2 separate regions of the Homo sapiens genome follow, and region 2 is linked to region 1. A link is an interaction called in ENCODE POLR2A ChIA-PET data of the cell type or tissue named here. Cell type or tissue: GM12878. All regions are shown on one strand. Each heading gives the region's core, and the rest is flanking DNA. Links, peaks and the distances in the headings are about the cores only. Region 1 has its middle 160 kb from the start of LINC00862. Region 2 overlaps NR5A2 (nuclear receptor subfamily 5 group A member 2).

What was found. ChIA-PET counts read pairs that join two places held together with the same protein. Peaks named below come from ENCODE experiments on the same cell type or tissue, not always from the same donor. Only the 100,000 strongest peaks of a DNase experiment are listed, where the experiment ranks them.
Region 2: POLR2A ChIA-PET joins it to region 1 with 5 read pairs; 3 of 35 experiments call an interaction of 5 or more read pairs at or near these places.

The regions. Positions count from the first base shown.
Region 1 is chr1:200,209,484-200,212,412 of GRCh38, reverse strand. No RefSeq gene overlaps it. Among named protein-coding and RNA genes, the nearest start is that of LINC00862, 160 kb to the left of the region's middle. In GM12878, for the core only: no CTCF peak of the experiment used is centred there; no DNase peak of the experiment used is centred there.
Region 2 is chr1:200,149,080-200,152,008 of GRCh38, reverse strand. All of the region lies in intron 7 of NR5A2 (nuclear receptor subfamily 5 group A member 2), which reads right to left. Among named protein-coding and RNA genes, the nearest start is that of NR5A2, 120 kb to the right of the region's middle. In GM12878, for the core only: no CTCF peak of the experiment used is centred there; a DNase peak (open chromatin) is centred at 1,098.

The sequences.
Region 1 (2,929 bases), core at 195-2,694:
CATGCGCTGCGTAACAATGTTTTGGTCAATGACAATCCTCATATACAAGGGTGATCCCACAAGATTGTAATGGAGCTAAAAATATTCCTATTGCTGGGTGAAGTCACAGCCTTCATAATGTAGCCCATGATAGACTCACACAAATCTAACATGAAAAAAGAAACAAACCACCATGAGCATCTTTCTGAAAAGAGTGATACCTCCTTAAGAACAGTCTCAGATCGGTCCTTCAGGAGGCATCCAGAAGAAGACATTGTTATCGTAGGAGACAACAGCTCCGTGTTGTGTTACTGCCTGCTGAAATTCATCTAGTAGGATAAGACATAAAGGTGGAAGACGGTGATATTGATGATCCTCACCCTGTGTTGGCATAGGCTAATGTGTGTGTTGGTGTATTCGTTTTTAAACAAAAAATTTGGCCAGGCATGGTGGCTCACGCCTGTAATCCCAGCACTTTTGGAGGCTGAGGCAGGAGGATCGCTTGAGGACAGCAGCTCAAACCAGCCTGGGCAACAAGGTGAGACTCTGTCTTTACAAAATTTTTTTTTAAAAAATCAAGCAGGCATGGTGGCTCATGACTGTAGTCTTAGCTACTTGGGAGGCTGAGGTGAGAGGATTGCTTGAGCCTTGGAGTTTGAGGTTACAGTGAGCCTTGATTGTGCCACTTGCATTCCAGCCTGGATGACAGAGCAGACCCTGTAGCTAAAACAAAACAAAACAACAAAAAGTTTAAGAAGTAAAAAATACTTAAAATTTCTAGAAACAGAAAAAAGTATATAGAATAAAGATATAGAGAAAGAAAATATTTTTGTATAGCTGTATAATTTGTGTTTTAAGCTAAGTGTTATTACAAAGAGTCAAATGTTTGAAAAAAAGTAAAATTTATGAAGTAAAAGTGATAGTAAGCTAAGGTTAATTTATTATCGAAGAAAGAACATTTAAAAAATCAATTTAGTGTAACGTAAGTATACAGTGTTTATAAAACGTACAGCAGTGTACAGTAATGTCCTAGGCCTTCACATTCACTCATCACTCACTCATTGACTCACCCTGAGTAACTTCTAGTCCTGCAAGCTCCACTCCTGATAAGTGCCCTATGCTATACAGACGTACCATTTTTAATTTTTTTTTTTTAATTTAGATGGAGTCTCACTGTGTCACCCAGGCTGGAGTGCAATGGCGCGATCTTGGCTCACTGTAACCTCAGCCTCCTGGATTCAAGTGATTCTCCTGCTTCAGCCTTCCGAGTAGCTGGGATTACAGGCAAGCGCCAACATGCCTGGCTAATTTTTGTATTTTTAGTAGAAATGGGGTTTCATCATGTTGGCCAGGCTGGTCTTGAACTCCTGACCTCAGGTGATCCACCTGCCTTGGCCTCCCAAAGTGCTGGGATTACAGGCATGAGCCACTGCTCCCGGCCTCCATTTTTAATCTTTTACACTGTATTTTTTACTGTATATTTTCTATTTTTAGATATACAAATACTTATAATTGCCTGCAATATTAATACAGTAACATGCTGCACAGGTCTGTAGCCTAAGAGGAATAAGTTATACAATACAGCCTATATGTATATAATATATAATAAGCTGTATCATTTAGACTTGTGTAAGTACACTATGATGTTCATACAATGATGAAATCGCACAAGGATGTATCTCTCAGACATATCCTCGTTGTTATGTGAGCGTGACTGTATTTTAACTTTGGATACATATTAACAAGTTGACCTTTGAGAAGACCACCAATTTCCATTCATATAAACAGCATTAAAAGTACCAGTTTCCCCACACTCAGTCACCACTGAATATCTTTAAACTTTACATTGTTGCTAATCTGATAGGTGAAAATGGTATTTCATTGTATTTATTTGCATTTTAAAATTACAAATGAAGTTGAGCTCCTATTAATATGTCTGGTCCATTTTGATTTCATTTTTGGTGAACTTAAAATCTGTTCTTTCTATCCACATTACAATATTAGCATTTGGATGACTACATCATGCATTTTGCCCATTAGAGTTCATTTAATCCTGATCATGTAATATTATATTTGTAGATTTACCAGTCGTTGAATCCTAGAACAGTAGAGCTCTAGATACACTTGAGATGATCCCATGATACGTTCTTATTTTCAGATGAAGGGACTGGGGTGTCTAGGGAAGCAAAATTAGCTGTCCAAGGTCACACAATTAGAGGCTGGGCCTATACCAGAATGCACACTGCCTGAGGTATTATGTAAGTCTGTTACTCTGCTGTTTACTAAAGCGGGAGGTCTGTCTTGGAAGTTTAAACCACTCGTCTTAATCTATTAGCATCCCAAGGAGCTACTTATAACTGTAACCGCCGACCCAATGAGCCAGCTTCTCCATCCAATGTTTCACTTAATGGTGTAGTTTATTACAGTTCAGCAGTCCCAGAGACTGGACGTCTGTGCAACGTGTTAAAACTCCTCTTCAACTGCTGCAGTAAAACTTTCTGCATGGCAGTGCCCAATTCAGGGAACGGGAGTTTCTTATGCTCAGTTAACGCGAACTCAGGACAAATCAAGCGAGAAAAATCAGTAGTCTCATCTCTGCCATTACTTACAGTTTTTATGGATTGTTTAATATAATGAAATAGTCACAGGGAAGAAATTCAATACCTCCATATTACATTCGCATACTTTCAAAGAGCTTTTTCAAATTCCTCATGAAATGATACCCATTTAATTTCAGTCTTGGAATTAGGGTTTTATCTTTCTTACACTCCTTACGGGGCCCTTAAATAATTACTAAAATCCACATTAGTCATTAGGGAACTTTAAAGATGAGAATTGCTCTGTCACAGGCTTTAATCCAGGGAGCCCTAAGTGCAGGGGTCCCAGCCTTCACTGTCTCTACACTATCATGTTGGCTTTTCTTCCCTATGAAAACACTAAGACTCTTTAT
Region 2 (2,929 bases), core at 92-2,591, 60 kb after region 1:
AACATGTGCTTGGAAAGAGAATAAAACTTTGCATATGTATGTCTGGGACTCCTGGATCTGATTAAGACCCTGGTAATATTACTCTGTATTCACACAGTTCTTAGGGTCCTCATTGCTTGGCTGGGTGTTGAGCGCATGACTATTGCAGCATGCACTTCAGCCAGTGGTGACTTTCTGCTTACGCAGTCAATCTAGTAAATACTAATTCAGTATTTCCTCCCACTATCCTGATGACCTTAAGAAGACAAATGCAAAAGAAAACCAGAAACAAAAACCACGTAGGAATCGCATTAAATACCTTTATATTCACTTTGGAAATGCTGTGCTCATTTTGAAACATGATAATGCCTCCTGTCCATTCCCTTTGAGAGATTTTATAGGGTCTCTGTGCTTCCATGTAGAATATGATACTATTTTATAATTTTTCTATAGTTGATTTTTCTAATGCAGTCTGGGAAAAAAACAGTTGAGTGTTGTACACCTTCCATGGTGAGCATCTAACAAGTTGTGCTCTTGCAGCGGGGGGCTCTTTACTTGATGTACACAGTAATGAAAGCTCGCTATTGATTTTTCTGTAGCTGCTTGTAACTATTATAGTTGATACATCAATAGAAAAGGAAAGCACAATGTTTCATGGGAGGCAGAAAATCAGAATACATGATGCTCTGACAGTAAATCATGGCATAATCTTAAGAATTGATAGATGGTTCCTGCTAACTTGAAACCCATGGCTTTCTCTAAAAAGACAGTCCTATAATCGCCCAATATGTCCTAACAGACTGACTGCCCAGAACGATGCTAAAAGACACAAGACAATGTTTCATCTTCTAAAGAAGGCTTTTTTTCCCCCTTCCAGTGGGATGAGTGAAAGACATTTCAGCTAGATGGTTTGCAGTCAAGGAGACCATTTTCCTCCCAGCCCCACCTTTCTAGAATTGAAATGCCTTACACTCCAAGAAAGCTCAGAGAGCAGGTCATTTCTGAGAACAGCAAACAACAGGGAGGAAAAACAAACAAATGAACCAACCAAAAAATCAACTACCTTCAATTCTTAACTCCCACGGGTCCTGGAATGAAACAGAGCACTCTTGTGGAACCTGGGCGTTGCTAGTGAAGAGGCGATTAGGCTGAAAGGACTTGCACTGCAGCGGTTTCTGACCTCTAAGAGTACCCAGAGTCCTATGACTCATGGGTGATGTTCTTCTTATGTGATTAGAGACATGGTTGGAAAATGCCTGGGGCATTAGGAAGGCCTGCATTCTGCCTTTCCAGAGCCTTTTTAGAAATCTTAAATCAATAGTGAAGACTTCTAAACTGGTGTGATATCTTATGATCTCTCTTCTCTCTCCCAACCCTCTACTCATCTTCACTGAATATTTTTTTTGACATTTAAATACACAGGGTTAACTCTAAAACAATTATACCTACACTGAACTTTCAGTGTTTAAGCCATTTTACAAGCATCTCGTAATTAGCCCATTAATTACTGGAGCTTTGAGCATTGTTTGAAGCTCTTCCCCATCAAATGTATGAATTATTTAACAAGAAGCTCTAATTCTAAGTGGTACTGATAATCATCCAGAGTCTTACTGTTGTAGCATAGAGGCATTAAATATAGATGATAGTTACTAGAGTTCAAGATTGTTTTTGTCTTTACACCATGTTGATGCTATAAAAACAAGTTAGTGATGGATAAACTGGTTTACCTATTAACTCCTTGAATGAATAGTACAATTTCATATTTCCTCCACTAAATGTCTACCAAGGATGACACAAGATGGTTTAGGTTCATAAGTTTTAATTTGATTTTGGTTTCCTTTTATGTGTCATTCTGGGGATTTCATGAATTGACATAACAAAACAAGAAGTATAGGAGAGAGTGCTCCTTCAAATTGCTCCACTTGGCTTCTAAGCAATTAATGTTTATCCATCCAACCAACCATCCATCCATCCATCCATCCATCCATTATATGCTGCTTGAACACCTATTGCAAAGCTTTGGAGTTATACGCTTTACATAAGTGATATAAACTCTGGAACGAATGACTTGGATATTATCATTACTGCATGGAGGTAACTACAAAATGCCATAGGGGATTCAAGCAAATATCTTCAAAGAAGCAACATTTAGTGAGACCCTAAATGATGAATAGTAGTTCATATGTAGAAATATTGGTGAAATCATTATAGGCACAGATACCTACTGTATGGTTAGTCTTGTGCTAAGTACAGTTGGGATATAAAAGCAATGCAGGATGAGTTCCCTGTTGATGAGGAGCCCACAATATGTGCACTCCCGGCATTGTGATGCACACACACTGCTGGCGTATGGTTTTCTGAGTGTGTGCTATTACCGCCTACAATTGGCCTCAGGTGCTACTGCTGACAGCTGTCAGGTTCCTTTGTGCATGGGCCTTTCCTTGGTCTCACCCCAATTTGCTGCGTGTTGAGGGGAATACGTGGATGTGACAACATAGCTGTGGGTTGCTTCCAAGTACTAGTGAGTCAGTGGCCAACAGACTAATATAATGGGTCACAATCAGAATAAAAAAGAGGCTGTTAGCCTCGGCAGCAGTCAAGTAATCCCAGGACCCATGAAGGGCAAGGCATAACTACACGGTAGCCAGTGCAGAAGATACACGGTGAATCAAAGCCAACTGTTGTGGGAAACACCTTTGGCCACGCATCAGTTATTGCGACCCACACTCATCAGCCATGGTCACTCTTTTGAATATGTGTGCCAGTAAACAGCACCAAGAAGTGCAAAGTAGACTCTGTCTAAAAGTGTACTGCGTGTGGCCGGGTGAGGTGGCTCATGCCTGTAATCCCAGCCTTTGGGGGGCCGAGGCAGATGGATCACCTGAGGTCAGGAGTTTGAGACCAGTCTGGCCAACATAGTGAAACCCTGTCTCTACTAAAAATACAAAAA